Linked DNA regions of Homo sapiens: region 2 is linked to region 1. Evidence: read pairs that join two places in POLR2A ChIA-PET (ENCODE). Cell type or tissue: PC-3. All regions are shown on one strand.

Evidence for each region. ChIA-PET counts read pairs that join two places held together with the same protein. Peaks named below come from ENCODE experiments on the same cell type or tissue, not always from the same donor. Only the 100,000 strongest peaks of a DNase experiment are listed, where the experiment ranks them.
Region 2: POLR2A ChIA-PET joins it to region 1 with 10 read pairs; 3 of 35 experiments call an interaction of 5 or more read pairs at or near these places.

Annotation. Positions count from the first base shown.
Region 1 is chr2:231,057,708-231,065,707 of GRCh38, forward strand. PSMD1 (proteasome 26S subunit, non-ATPase 1) reads left to right here. Exons shown (of 25, transcript NM_002807.4): 2 at 3,560-3,603; 3 at 4,541-4,614; 4 at 4,799-4,968. LOC112268432 (a long non-coding RNA gene) reads right to left here and starts at 39. Exons shown (of 2, transcript XR_002959456.2): 1 at 1-39. In PC-3, no CTCF peak of the experiment used is centred here; no DNase peak of the experiment used is centred here; H3K4me3 peaks cover 2,877 bases; H3K27ac peaks cover 362 bases.
Region 2 is chr2:230,747,456-230,755,455 of GRCh38, forward strand. All of the region lies in intron 1 of CAB39 (calcium binding protein 39), which reads left to right. It also overlaps the pseudogene RNU6-268P. Among named protein-coding and RNA genes, the nearest start is that of CAB39, 39 kb to the left of the region's middle. In PC-3, no CTCF peak of the experiment used is centred here; DNase peaks (open chromatin) are centred at 866 and 3,796; H3K27ac peaks cover 860 bases.

The sequences.
Region 1 (8,000 bases):
AATGGATGGATCTGCGGAGCAGGTTTCATACGCGCAAACCATTGCATAGGTAGATTCACGTAGTGACATTTGCAATGGAGTAAGTTACAGAGATCAAGTTTCAATTGGAGACTTAAGCTCCCCGTTACAGATTGACTTGCATATAGCTGTCCAGAGCCTTGGTGCTTTTTTCCGTTGCCTATTTACATACCCTTTTCTCATTTTCTTACTCTGTGTTTGACCCACAAAGAAAGCATTTTATTGTAAACAAACTGGTGAGCAGAAGACAGTAATCTGAATGGTAAGGCGATCAAAACTTTATTTTTATGAGGATTGGTTAAGGAGATCGTTGGAGATACTGGGAGACGTAGTTACTTTCAAACATTTGAAGAGCTGTCACTTGTACCTGAAATAAGACTTTTTGTCCCCAAGAGATACAAGTGATCGCGAGATGAATTTTAGTTCAGTATCAGGAAGTTTTTCCAGTCAGAGCTTTGTAAAGATCAAATAAACACTCAGTTTCTTGCCACCTATAGGCCTCATTCTATTTCAAATCCATCCATTACCAATGTTTCTTCTAACTCGGCCCAAACCACCTTCATCTCTTGTCTGGGTTACTATATCAGCCTTAAGGCTTTGTTTTCGACCATTACCTCCGTACAGCCCGTTTTTCTTGTGGACTATGCTTTTTAAAACTTTAATCACATAATACTTCTTTGCTTACAATCCACCAGTGCTTACATTGTGTTTAGAGCAGCCGTGTCCAACCCTTTGAATTCGAGGACTTTTTTTCTTACTGTGGTGGTCGGACATCGTGAAAATTATATACAAACCTTTTTTTTTTTTTTTAAGCTCATTAGCTATCATTAGTGTTAGTGTATTTTATGTATGCCCCAAGATACTTCTTCCATTGTGGCCCAGGGGAGCCAAAAGGTTGGACACCCCTGGCATACAGTAAAATCCAGACTCTTAACCAAGGACCCACATGATCTGATTCCCGCCTTGTCTTGTAGTACTGTCTTCACTCAATACATCCTAATCACACTGGACTTTTTGTTCCTTGGATATGTCAGTTTCTCTCCTATCTCGGGGCCCTGGCACATTCTGTTCCTTTCTAGTCTTCTCTTCCTCAGATTTTCCCTTAGCTTCTCAATCTTTTGTCTCAACTCAAATGTTATCCTTCCCTGATCATTCTATTAAAACACGCTTACTCTCCCTCCACCACAGCTCTGTAATTGCCTTGTTTGTTTACTTGCCTGATCACTGTCTCTCTCTCTCTCTCTGGTAGAATTTTGAGCAGGAAGCTTGTTTTCACAATTCTAGAATACTGCTGAGAGCATGGCAGAAATTCAAAAGTATGTCTTGACTGAAGAGCTCAGTCAGCCAGTCAAAGCAATTAATCAGTCCCTTGAGTTTTTAAAGTAGAGGCGGAAAAAGCACTTGGTGACAATATAATAGACTTTAAGCCTCTTTAAGGTGGCAAAACTAATAATTTTTGAGGTCCTATCCTGAGATTCTGTGATGATCATATAGTGTATATTTATTACTGCCATTTAAGTTTATTGGATTACTTGTCAACTTCTGTTCCAAATCTTTTGTCACTTTGTTTTCTGTCCTATGGCTCATGTTGGCTTAGAATTTGTCCCAGGTGCTAAACAGGCTAGTCTCATGGTTCTGGTGTGGATTAGTCAGTTTGTTCATTCATTTATTGACCAGGCAGTTGCTAGGCATCACCATACAGTGGTGAATAAGAGGTCAACATGTTCTATTAGTTTTTTCCAAGAGGTTTGACTATGCAGGGGAATGGAGAGAGAGAGAGAGGTGCTTCCAGGCGGGAGATGTGAAATTGAGTGGGTTGGTGTTTTCTTTTTTAAACATAATACAGACACATAAAGGAAAGTTGTGCTAAAAAGCTTTAAAACAATAGTCCCCCACCTCACTTTCCCTTTCCTGATCCCCAGAGGCAGGTATTCCCAACTTTTAAGCTGTGTCTTCTGGAACATACCTCCGTATTTGTAAATAAATATCCAAATATTTCTGTCAATTGATTCAACAGTTTTAGACCAATATCTGCTCAGTTCCTATAACGGCATAAGAGGCTTTTAGCATCCTTAGGCCTTTCCCATTCTCTCCCCTCTCCAGAAGAGAGTTCTGTTTTGTTTTTAAGATGGGAAATACTAATGTATGGAGTGTAGAGTATTTGATTTAGTTCTGGTCCATGGCCAGAGGCTGAGTTTCCAAGCCAGGACAACCATGTAACCAGTTAGTCATAAGTGAAACCAAACCAGAGAATATAAAAATCCATCTCCCTTTTTGGTAAAAGCCGTTCAAATACATTGACTGAGGATAGGTAGCAGTTTTAGTATTAAGTGTTCTGTTATTTAAGATCTGTTCTACATTTAAAGCATTCTGGCCTGTCATCTTACTCCACATCACTAGTTTGCAATTTTTTCTTTTTCACTGATTGAATTTTGAAATTTATCTGTTCCCTGTGCTGTCCATTCAGAATCTCTGTTCTGGACTTGTCATACCAACCTAGAGTACCAAGAGGTTCTTTATATCTGCTTTTATGCTACTTTAGTTTTGCTTGGTAAATTTTGTATCTTTTCCTGTGTGGCTTCCTAAAGATTGCTTAAGCTATTTGGCAAACCTATACTTGTCAATTAGAAATGGCTACATCTAACTAAGTTGCCTTGACACTTTTTAATCAAACCACAGTTTCAACTCGGTGTTCTGGAATGATTTTAAAACCCACATGGAAAGCATTTGAGAGTGGTTTCCTTTGTGGTCTTAGTACAATAATTTCCCATATCATTTTTCCAATAATCCCTTTGACCTTTGACTATATTTCAAGGTGTGTTCTTTTGGAGAGGACAATTATTCCTTTTACTCTCCTATGTTAGTGGTAATACCTTGAGGCTAAGAGAAGCCATATGGAGAACACTGTGCTTGGGTAATTGAATTCAGAATGAGTATGATTGTTCATCATTTGGTAAAACCCAGGTTACTTGTGATAGGAAAGAGGTGCCATAATATACACACCTTGAAATAATTGAAGTATTTTACCTTGTTGATTTGATGACTAAATGCTCCCATTTTTGTAAATAATCTTATAACTGTTGATTTATTTTGTATGAATAATTTTATTCTAAAATTGTATAGGAAAGTTTCCCATTTTAATCAGTAAATTAGGCCAATGGTTCTCAAACTATAGAGAGCAAAAGAATCACAGTACTGGGCCCCATCCTCATAATTTGTGATTCAGTAGGTCTGGAATGGGGCCGAGAATGTGTATTTCTAACAGGTTCCCAGGCAATGCTGTTAGTCCAGGGAACACACTGAAAACCATTGAATTAGGCAAATGATGTAATATATGTGGTGCCATGAGGGTTTGATAATATAGTTAAGTCTTAAACTTGAGATATAAACCTTTACACTTTCAAAGAAAAATAATCATTCCCCTGGAGAAGTTACGCCTCAAAAAAATTGTTTTTCAGCCATCATGTATTTTTGACCAGGTGTTAATTTCCACTTTAGTGAGAATGTGTTTCATAATCATGTTACATCTTTTTTCTCATAGCTGGAATTATTTCTCTTCTGGATGAAGATGAACCACAGCTTAAGGTATGAATTGAAGAATAAGTAACTAGGCTTAGTGTGAATACTGTGAAGCCTTTTGAATTTAGTGATATCTGTAATCTTCCATCATTTAAAGTTGCTGTCCTAGCTGGCTTGTACCCAGTTACTGTAACCTAGCCAGAGAGGACAGTATTTTGGCCACAGCAGTTGGTTTCCCTTGAGTTTAACAAAGCTAAGACAAATAAACCTCGTTACGACACTTGAATAGCCCCCTAATTTCTTTCTTTTTTTTCTTTTTTTAATCTTTTTTCTTTTTTGAGACAGAGTCTCGCTTTATCACCCAGGCTAGAGTGCAGTGTGTGGTCATGGTTCACTGCAGCCTTGACCTCCTACACTCAAATGATCCTCCCACCTCAGCCTCCCAAGTAGCTAGGACTGTAGGCATGCACCACCACACTCAGCTAATTTTTAAATTTTTTGTTGTGATGGGGTCTCACTGTGTTGTCCAGGTTGATCTCAAACTCCTGCTCCTGGGCTCAAGTGATCCCCCCGCCTTGACCTCCCAAAGTACTGGGATTACGGGTCTGAGCCACCACACCTTCCGCTTCCCCCGCCCCAGTTTCATTATCAACAGAAAACACAAAAAGTTGTTGCTTCTGTTTCACATATTTAAAGTTTTTTATTTGATGAAAATTTGGAATGTCCTTCTGGTGGCTCTAGATACTTGATTCCTTTACATCTAAACCAGCAACCTGGAGTTAATTGTTTATATTCAAAGAAGAAAAATGTTGATGATTGAAAACAGAAAAGAAATGTGTAAACTCAAGAAAAAGTGTAAGTTGGTAAATTTTTATATTTGTCATAGAGTAAAAGTTTGAGTAAATATTACTGAGGATTTGATCATTGATTTGCTGAAAAGAATTTTTTAAGGAAGTGTAATGATAAGTCTATCTCAAAATAGGATTTTGGTTATCTTTTACAGGAATTTGCACTACACAAATTGAATGCAGTTGTTAATGACTTCTGGGCAGAAATTTCCGAGTCCGTAGACAAAATGTAAGAAATTATTTTTATAAATCAGAATAAGATGGATCAAATTTAATTGTGAATGTGGGTCTTGTGGCTTATTGATTCATTTAGAAATTTGCTGTTAACTGAATTGTGGCTTGAATATTTAGATTTGGGATTTTTAGGGAAAACCACAGTTTGAACTAGACCTGTACTTCCTAATTTCTTTCAGAGAGGTTTTATACGAAGATGAAGGTTTCCGGAGTCGGCAGTTTGCAGCCTTAGTGGCATCTAAAGTATTTTATCACCTGGGGGCTTTTGAGGAGTCTCTGAATTATGCTCTTGGAGCAGGGGACCTCTTCAATGTCAATGATAACTCTGAATATGTGGAAACTATTATAGGTAATTATCGTCTATCTGGTAAGGCTTTATCTTGTCGGCTTCTTTCTTGCTGTAGTGCACATAGAAGCTTTTTTCCTGAATTTGATGTTGCCAAATTTCATTTTAATTGGAAGTTCCTAATCTTTCTATAATAATTTTATGCAGGCTGAGTTTTTAGATCTGCCCTTCAACTGAGTGCTGGTTCTCAGTGGTTATGATGATCACCAGTCCAGTGAGCCTACTGTTAGAGGAAAAGATTAAATCAGATTAGTATGAGTAACAAGTGGTACCAGTTTGTGTAGTTTTTTCGAATACAGGAAACCATTATTTAGTATCTGCATTGTGCTAGGCACCGTGCTAGTCACTCTGCATACCATGGTTTATTCCACAGCTACCCCATGAGGAAGGAGCTAGCCGTTTTACAGATGAGACAACTTGGATTTTGAGATGATAAAGACATGGTTATTAAATAGAAGGATAAAATTTAAAACCTGGTTTTACTCACTCTAAAACCCATACTGTTTCTATTTGTAACCGTTGTTTTCTTACTTGTTTCCTTATTTTTGAAGGAAGGGGATAACACACAGGCAAGGCTTTGAATTTTCTGACACATATTTCAACCAGAGTTGTAAATTCAACTAGTTATGTAAGATTTGATACAAAGATTTTATAGTGTAAAAAAATGCTTGAAAACTGTTGATGTAGTAAATGAAAGAAGGGACTGCATACCCTTCAGACATGTGTTTATCAGACTTTGGATTCATAGTACAGAGAGCTCAAGGGCATGTTCTGTCAGGAGTGTGCAGTGCAGATATTTCACATTGCTGATTAGTAGAAGGTCTGTATTATTCACTTGAACACTTACAAGGAGGAAGTTGGTATTCTCTTTTAGAAATTGGGAAGTCCTGCACAAGGGGGTTGATAGAGGTACCATCAACTGTCCTTGGGATTCTGTGTTCATGTTTTTAAAGTTTTTGCTATGATGATGTGAAAATTTTGCAAGTTACTTTATTGCTGTTGGAGGCTCATTGAATTGAGCTGTCATCTGTGAATCCAGTGGGAAGAACTGATGGCTTAAAAGGATGGACCGTATTATTTGAAACTAGACTACTTTCTTCACTTTAAGCTAGAAGCAGGGGGTGAAATACCTTACTTATCTCTTTTATTTGATGGATTTTTTTTTTTTTGAAAACAGGGCAGGATCTCACTGTGTTGACCAGGGTGGTCTCAAACTCCTGGCCTCAAGCAGTTCTCCTGCTTTGGCCTCCCAAAGTGTTGGAATTAACAGGCGTGAGCCACCACAGCCAGCCTTTTTTTTTTCTTTAATGAAGGTTTATGGTTTTTTACAACAGTGATCTACAAATGCTTAAAATGCCACCATTGTACAAATTGTGCTTTTAAACTGGACTGTTGGTATGAAGTGCTATGGCATGGTAGATGCCTTCTAAACACTGTATCATTTTACCTTTGGAAGGTGAGTTTTGATCAGTAGACCAGTTCTGTTTGCATTTATTTATTTAAAAGTGGGGTTCACCCTTCCTCTAGTTTTGTAGGGCACATTTTTTAAGATGTCAGTGAGATTCATGAGGGGGTATACAAAACAGAATTTGGGTAAGGCTTCCTAGCGTCTTAATGAATATCGTAAACAGTACCTCCAGAAAATCCAGGACTCATAAATCTCCAAGTTATGACAAGGCTTTAGCAGGAAATGAGGCTGAGTTTTAGTTATAACATAAACCTGGGATATATTTATGACATATATGCAAACCTGGTGAATGAGAACATGAATCTCATTTGAAACCTGGGACATACATTTTTCCCCTTCAGTTATATAATCTAAGGAAAATTCCCCAAATGTTCTAATTTTGAGGTTCCTCTCTGATGGGGTAGGGGTAATGTTTCCTCACTTAGCTACAGTTGGTTCAAAAAGCTCACATTAGGGCCTGGTGGACATTTTCAACAACTGGAATTCTTTAAGGTCTATTTTGCATTATAACATCCACTGTGTTTTTTTGTTTGTCTGTTTGTTTTTTGGCAGTTTTTCTCTGTTGCCCGGGCTGGAGTGCAATGGCACGATCTTGGCTCGCTGCAACCTCCACCTCCCTGGTTCAAGTGATTCTCGTGCCTCAGCCTCCCAAGTAGCTGGGATGACAGGTGCACACTACCACACCTGGCTAATTTTTGTGTTGTAGAAATGGGGTTTTGCCATGTTGGCCAGGCTGGTCTTAAACTCCTGGCCTCAAGTGATCCACTTGCCTCGGCTTCCCAAGATTTTGGGATTACAGATGTGAGCCACTGACCCAACCCACTATGTTCTTATTAACTGTACCTGAACCTTCATGGTTCCAGCTGAATCTTGAATGTAGTATATTCCAATTTATAAAAGTCCTCTGCTTCCTTCAAGATATAGACCCATTTAACCCGGGTCATCTAGTAGGCCAACAATCATTTATGCTAGTTAAAATTATTTTTATTTCTTGGGGCTATGGTTTGTAACTAATAAATCTTGCCCTCGTCTTCTTACTTATCTTTGAAAGGGAAAGAAACAAGCCAATGAATTATGGAGAGGATAATTAATGTATATGTCATTCCTCTTGGGTGACTGGGTTTTTTGTTTTTTTGTTTTTTTTGTTTTTTTGTTTTTTTGTTTTTTGTTTTGAGACAGTCTCGCTCTGTCTCCCAGGCTGGAGTGCAGTGGCGCGATCTCGGCTCACTGGAACCTCCACCTCCCGGGTTCACGCCATTCTCCTGCCTCAGCCTCCCGAGTAGCTGGGACTACAGGCGCCCGCCACCACACCCGGCTAATTTTTTTTTTTTTGTATTTTTAGTAGAGACGGGGTTTCACCGTGTTAGCCAGGATGATCTCGATCTCCTGACCTCGTGATCCACCCGCCTCGGCCTCCCAAAGTGCTGGGATTACAGGCGTGGGCCACCGCGCCCGGCCAGGGTGACTGTTTTATCTTCCTTATGAAGGTGGAAGGCTTAGGGAAATGTCCTTCTTTTGGTTGTACTTAGAAAGTTTAAGGTGTGATTGCAAAGATATAACTAAATTG
Region 2 (8,000 bases), 310 kb before region 1:
AATTGAATTACAGTGGACAAAATGAAAACACATGTAGATTGGAACAGTTAAGTAAGAGAACTTTGAGACTCTGTAGAAGGAAAAGGTAGTGTTTATGTCTGAAACATGGATTACAGTGGTCACAGTGGTCATTTTGCAGTTATGCATAAATCTAACTTTTAACTTGCTGGCAAATAAGGGGGAAAATTAGCGCAAAATATAATGGATTATATAGTTCACCTTCCAGTGATTTGAGACATACCAGTTCTTCAAATAGAAACTTTTGCCATATTACTATGTTTTAAATTATGAAATATATAAGTGTATACACATAGGCTGTAGTGTAATGAATTTCCAGCTTCAACAGTTAATACTTTGCTAGCTATTTCATCTGTCCCCCACCTTGTTCTCTGAGAGAGGTGGAACTAAAGTATTTTAAAGGAAATCCCATATCACTCATACTTCCACATGTATGTCTAACTGATCAGGATATTTTTTACATACGTCATAATACCTAACAGAATTAACAGTAATTCCTTGTCATACCCAGTATATAATTTCCCTTGATTGCCAAAATATCTTTTTTTCAGTTGTTTATTTGAATCAGGATCCAGAGAGGGCCCATGCATTGTATTTGACTATATGAGGCTCTTATTATTTAAGTCTCTGCTGTCTTTTTTTTTTTTCCTTTTTCTTATGTTGTTTGGTTTTTTGGAGAAGCCTGACATCTGTCCTGTGAAGTGTCCATTTTCTGGGTTTGATTTACTGCTTCCCTATGGTGATGTTAAACTTGTTCCTCCCTCTTGTTGCCTGTAGACCAACCGCTAGATCTAGAAGCTTGATTTGATTCAGAATTGTAGTTGGGTGGGGTGGGCAAGGGAGAGTCAAATTTTGATAGATGATGCTTTGTACTTCCTATTGTGTTGTATCATGAGTCACACTGGTGTGTGGTTGTCCTAATAGATTAGTGTTGTCCATGTAGTTAGCCTGCGTATCCTCTATGAAATTCCCCATCAGCCTTTCACCTAATGGTTAAGGCCATTGGTGATTGTTGCCTAGTTCCATTATTTCATTAAGAATTACAAAATGGGTTGGGTGCGGTGGCTCATGCCTGTAATCCCAGCACTTTGGGAGACCAAGGCGGGTCAATCACTTGAGGCCAGGAGTTCGAGACCAGCCTGGCCAGCATGGTGAAACCCCATCTCTACTAAAAATACAAAAATTAGCTGGCAGTGGTGGCACCCACCTGTAGTCCCAGCTACATAGGGAGGCTGAGGCACAAGAATGGTTTGAACCTGGGAGGCAGAGTTTGCAGTGAGCTGAGATCATGCCACTGCACTCCAGCCTGGGCAATAGAGTGAGATTCTATTTCCAAAAAGAAAAAAAAAAAAAAAAAAATATATATATATATATATATATATATATATATATATAACAAAATGGTAATTTTTTCCTATCCACACTTATTAGCTATGAATCTCCTATAAAGAACTTTCCCTTGTCATCTATATGGTTATCCTGAAATATAGTCTATACAGAAAAAGGCAGGATAAATGTGCGCCCCCCGCCCCCGTGTTTTTTTTTTAAACCAATTGTTGGAGTGTTGCATTGTTGCCTTCACAACCTCCAAGGTAACCAAAGAAAATTATTTTTAGTATTATTATAATTTTAATGGGCGCTAATGTTTTACATATATTCTTATATATACATATGTTACTATTAAATATACAATACTTTAATGTGTGCAGATGCTTGATTTCCATGTTAATGCATTGTAATCATTATTTTTTATGCTCAAATTCTACCATCTTAGGCCTTTGCAGCACTTTTCAACTTAGCTCCTGTGCCTTTTTTAGCATGACCTCATAAGTACAGTATTTGCTTTCTGGAGTAACACGTCCCTGGCTCATCTTGGGTATTTCCTACTCTTTCATGAAGTCTTGGTTTCTTTTAGTAGGAAATGATCATGTATTGATTTTTTTAAAATACACTTTTTATATTTAGAAAAAAAGTATTATATGGACTTTGTAAATACTTAACCTTAGAAAAATATAAATATCAATTCATGTTCTCACTACCCATTATTAACCTTTGCTATTTTTTCTCTTAGCAAATCGCTCTGCATGTATAGATAAAGATGGGATTATATGTATGCAAACTTATATTTAAAGTGTTTTCCCTTAAGAGGAGTTGTAGACATTTTTTCATATCGGTAGAAATCCTCAGAAGCATTGATTTTAAATGACTTCTGAATGTTCAGTTCTATTTGCTGAGAATTCTGGTTGGTTTTCCTTTTCCTACTGTATTAAATAACTATTCAGTGGCCATCTTTGTATGTAAATCTTAGAGAAGCAATAGATTATGAGGATACACTCGTAGAAGTGTAATTGCGGGCTTAGAAACATTTTTAAGTTTACTGATACATATGAATATATTGATTGTAGTATGAAAGATACTGGACAACCTAATAGACACTGCATAAGAGTTGCTAAAAACCTGCTTTGAAGTCCCAGCTTTTTCGCTTTACTAGCTAGTTTCATGATATTTGAACAAACTAGCCAATAATTTTGAGCCTTAGTTTACTCATCTATAGAATAGAAATAATAGAACTTCTTGTAGGAACGAACAAATGGAGAATCCTGCTGTTACTTTGAGGATCAAAATAAATAATAGTTCATTCTACAAATATTCTACAAATATGTGCCATCTATGGTTTGAATGTTGTTTATTTCCATCAAAACTTATGCTGAGGCTTGGCCCCTAATGTGGCAGTGTTGGGAGGAGATATCTTTAAGAGGTGATTAGGTCGTTAAGAGGGATTAATGCCTTTCTCCCAGGATTGAGTTCTCACTGTTTTGGGACTGGATTAGTTAATGCCAAAGCAGGCTTTTATAAAGTGAGGCCACCTCTGCTGTTTGGTCTCTTTACATATGTCCACCTCCTCTTCACCATGTTAAGATATAGCACAAAACCCTCACCAGAAGCTGACCAGACGCTGCCACCTGATCTTGTACCTCTCAGCCTCCAGAATCGTGAGCTAAATAAACCTCTTCCCTTTATAAATTACCCCAAATTTCAACTGCTTCTTAAAGCTACTCTTGATTTATTTTAATGGAACCTAAGTTACCACATCTTTTATTTTTTTTTTACTTCTCCATATGTAGTTCTCAATTTTGTTTTTATTTTAAAAATTTTTAGTTATCACAACTTAGTTGCAGCTAAGAAAATCTTGCTTCCCATTCATCCAAAAGCTGAATCAAGACTTTAGATGTAGGCTTAAATAGAACAATAAGGTCATTCATTTTATTCCATTTTATATTGCTATCCAGTTTATATAATAGATATGCAGATACAGTGCTAAGCACTTTTTAATTCTTATACCATATCGTGAAGTAGCTATTGCTTTTCCCATTTTAGAGATAAGGAAAAGAGTGCTTAGAAATGTCTAAGTCAGTTGAGGCATAACAAAGTCAGGATTTGAACCCAGGCTATCTTTAAAACCCGTGTAATTAACTATTGTGCTTTAAATAATTGTTCTGTACTACCAGACAGATAGTCTAGCACTTAACACAGTATCTGTAAATAGTTATTGTTTTAATTAAGTAACATTAACACTGGAAGCAAGGGATTAAGTCTTAGAGCCAGTTATCTAAAAAGAATGTGTTCATGCATGTACTACATTTCACACTCCATGACTGCTTAAGAACCTTAATAATCCTTGTAGGCAACTATCTTATGATGTGTGGGGTTTTTTCTTTGTTTGTGCTTTTTGTATTTGACCACGAAGTTCGTGAGTCAGATCTAACACATATGTTAGTGTAGAGTCTTGTGAGCTCAGCTGTCTAGGAATGTGTTGTCATTCAGCAGTTTTTCATTATTGTCTCTAAACACATACGCCCACATCCATACACACCAGAATGTTGTCTTGAGAGCAGGCACTCTTGATGCCTTAAGTTTGTGACATATAGTAAACACAGTTAGAAATGGAGTGAATGAATGTTCTGCTGACTGGCTTATGGACCTTTTGACTTATGGACCTTTTGAGTTCTTTTCAGTATTTGTCAATACATAGGTGAAGAGGAGTGTGTCACATAACGCAAAAGCAGTCAGATCTCCAAAGATGGGCAGTACCTAACAGGCTTAACTTAAATGGTGTGGGCTTTTATTTTCCTAATGGGTATCCTGTATATTCTCTAGCACTTTCTTGGGATGTTGCTTTGTACTCTTGAAAATATTCTTGAGAATATTAATGTAATAGAGCAGTGATTTGATGTCTTTGTTCTTTGTAAGATAGAAGTGGCCATTTCTAGTGTCATCTGGTCTCCATCTGTTCTGGAGAAGAGAGTAGACTTCAGTACCAAAACCCCCCACAAATACAAAGCAAGTAATAAAAAGGAGAATATATGCCAAACTACTAATAATGACTGTCTCTTACAGGCTTTTCAGGTGACTTTCACTTTTCTACCTTATGTAATCCTTTAATGTTTGAATTTTGCATAATGAACAGTATAACCGTTTTTTAAAAGCTCGAATTTTAACTCTCTGTGATGGACTTAGATGCAGGAGTAGATGGAAAGAGTTTCATATTCTGACCACCCCCCCCCCCCCCACATACACACCCCCAACCTCAAAGGATATAGAAACTAGCAGAAGGATATGCTTATGTGCTTTTAAAAAGCAATGCCTTTTTTAAAGTGATGATTTTGGTGCTCGCTTTGGCAGCACATACCCTAAAACTGGAATGATACAGAGAAGATAAGCATGGCCCCTGCACAAGGATGACACACAAACTTGTGAAATGTTACATATTTACAAAAAAAAAAAAATATTTCAATGGTCAGTAAATGTCCCAATCATAGACAACCAGATCTCACACAACATCTCTGTCGTAGTCCATTTGTGCTGCTATAACGAAATATACGAGTCTGGGTAATTTATAAAAAACAAATTTATTTCTCACAGTTCTGAAGACTAAGTCCCAGATCAGGTGCTGGCATTCAGAGTCTGAGGAGGGCTGCATCTCACATGGTGAAAGGTGGAAGGTCAAAATAGGGACAAATGCCATGTCTTCACAATGGCAGAAGAGAGCAATCCACTCCTGTAGGTCCTCGTTATAGTGACAGGAGGGCAGAGTCCTCATGACCTAAAAACCTCCCATTAGTTTCCACTTCCCAACACTTGCATTGGGAATTAAATTTCCAACCCATGGATTTTAAGGTATATTCAGACCATAGAAATACCCTAGAGGTGATAGTGACCCCATTGACAACTCCTGGCCTTTGTGGAGAATGGTGAGGGTCTACCCTTAATGTCTGTAAAGATAGATTTAGAAAACAGAATTGACTGAAATCGTGAACTGAATATACATGGAAGAGTTGAGTAAAGTTTGCTGTGACAACCAAGTTTAGTGATGGAGTGAACAATGGATCCATTCACTGGGAAGGGGAACATTGAAAAAGAAGCAGGACTTAGATGAAATTTGGATTGCCTGGAGGACATCTATAGGGAGCAGCAGTTGGAAAGGTAGGCCATTGGTCGGGCTAGAAATGGATTTCAGATTGTTGAAACCATAGATGAGATCACCCAGAGGGAATATAGGGTGAGGTGACAGCCAAGAGTGGAACCTTGAAGGACATCAACATTGGAGTAGAGTCATTGAATTAAATGCAGAAAGGAAAATAAATAAATAAATAGATGCAGGAAAGGAAAGGGCATTGGGAGAGAGAAGAAAACAACTAGCGGAGAGCAGTGCATGAATGCGAAAGGGGGAAGCTAAATGTCCATGCGGATTCAGCTTGCAGTGTTGTAACTGTTCATTTTATATGAAAGTAATATGTTAACAGCCCCCCACATACCACCACTTTGGGATTCAAGTATACACCAATAATTACCATCAGAAGGAAGCCTGTCCCCATAGCAGGTACGGATTGCCACAACCCACTTTAGAATCCTGTCACTGTCTGGCTTTGTCCCAGTCACATTAATACTTTTGGCTTAGCCCAAGGAATCCTGCTGAGGTTTATTATAAACCATTTTTTGGCCAGACGTGGTGGCTCACACCTGTAATCCCAGCACTTTGGGAGGCTGAGGTGGGTAGATCACGAGGTCAGGAGTTCAAGACCAGCCTGGCCAACATGGTGAAACCCCGTCTCTACAACAAAAATTAGCCAGGCATGGTGGTACGTGCCTCTAGTCCCAGCTACTGGGGAGGCTGAGGCAGAATTGCTTGAACCCAGGAGGTGGAGGTTATAGCAAGCTGAGATCGCACCACTGCACTCCATCCTGAGTGACAGAGCAAGACTCCATCTCAAAAAAAAAAAAAAAAGAAAAGAAAAAACCATTTTTTAATGGACAAGGGAATTGTATTTGAAAGCCAAATGAATTATTTTATTAAAATATCTATTTCTGTTCATTTTCTTCGTGAACTTCAGTTATGTCCAAAACATAGTTAAGGCTGTTTTAAAACAATATTAAGAAAAACTTAGAACATACAGAAAAGTTAACTAACAGTGAAAACCCACACACCCACCAACCATCTAAATTTTAAAATTACAATTTTACCATATTTGCAAATGTGATAATCTGACTTAGAAGTAGTTTGGGGAGCAGAAAGGACATCAGTGTGTCTGGACCTCTAGGATCAAGGCCAGAGGCTGTGCTGTGAGTTGGAGATAGGTAAAACCTAGAGGGCCATGGTAAGGAATTTGGATTTTATTTATTTTAAAATTTTTTTCCCATAGGTTATTGGGATACAGGTAGTATCTGGTTACATAAGTTCTTTAGTGGTTTGTGAGGTTTTGGTGCACCCATCACCCAGGCAGTATAGACTGTACCATATTTGTAGTATTCTTTTTTCTTTCTTCTTTCTTCTTTCTTCCTTCTTCCTTCTTCCTTCTTCTTCCTTCCTCTTCTTCCTTCCTCTTCTTCCGTCCCCTTCTGCCTTCCTCTTCCCCTCCTTCTTCCCCTTCCCCTCCTTCTTCCCCTTTCCCTCCTTCTTCCCCTTCCCCTCCTTCTTCCCCTTTCCCTCCTTCTTCCCCTCCTACTCCTTCCGCTCCTCTTCCTCCTCCTCCTCATCCCTCCTTCTCCTCCTCTTCCCCCCTCCTCTTCTCCGTCTTGCTCTGTTGCTCAGGCTGGAGTGCAGTGGCACGATCTCAGCTCACTGCAACCTCCGCCTCCCAGGTTTAAGCAGTCCTCCTGCCTCAGTCCCCCTAGTAGCTGGGATTACAGGCACGAACCACCATGCACAGCTAATTTTTGTATTTTTAGTAGAGACAGGGTTTTGCCATGTTGGCCAGGCTGGTCTCAAACTCCTGATCTCAGGTGATACACCTGCCTTGGCCTCCCAAAATGGTGGGATTACAGGCATGAGCCACTGCGCCCGGCCTATTTGTAGTCTTCTATCGCTCGCCCGCTTCCCCACAAGTCCCCAAAGTCCATTGTATCATTCTTATGCCTTTGCGTCCTCAAAGCTTAGCTCCCACATGTCAGTGAGAACATTATGATGTTTGGTTTTCCATTCTTGAGTTACTTCACTTAGAATAATAGTCTCCAGTCTCATACAGGTTGCTGCAAATGCTGTTCATTCCTTTTTATGGCTGAGTAGTAGTCCATCATATATATACATACATACACACACACACACACTCAACAGTTTCTTTATCCACTCGTTGATTGATGGGCATTTGGATTGGTTCCATGATTTTCCTCTGGGTAGATACCCAGTAGTGGGATTGCTGGATTAAATGGTAGTTCTACTTTTAGTTCTTTAAGGAATCACCACATTGTTTTCCATAGTGGCTGTACTAGTTTACATTCCCACCAGGAGTGTAGAAGTGTTCTCTGATTACCGCATCCATTCCAATATATACTGTTTATTGATTTTTTAATTATGGCCATTCTTGCAGGAGTAAGGTGGGTATTGCACTGTGGTTTTGGTTTGCATTTCCCTGATCATTAGTGATGCTGAGCATTTTTTTCATATGTTCATTGGCCATTTATATATCTTCTTTTGAGAATTGTCT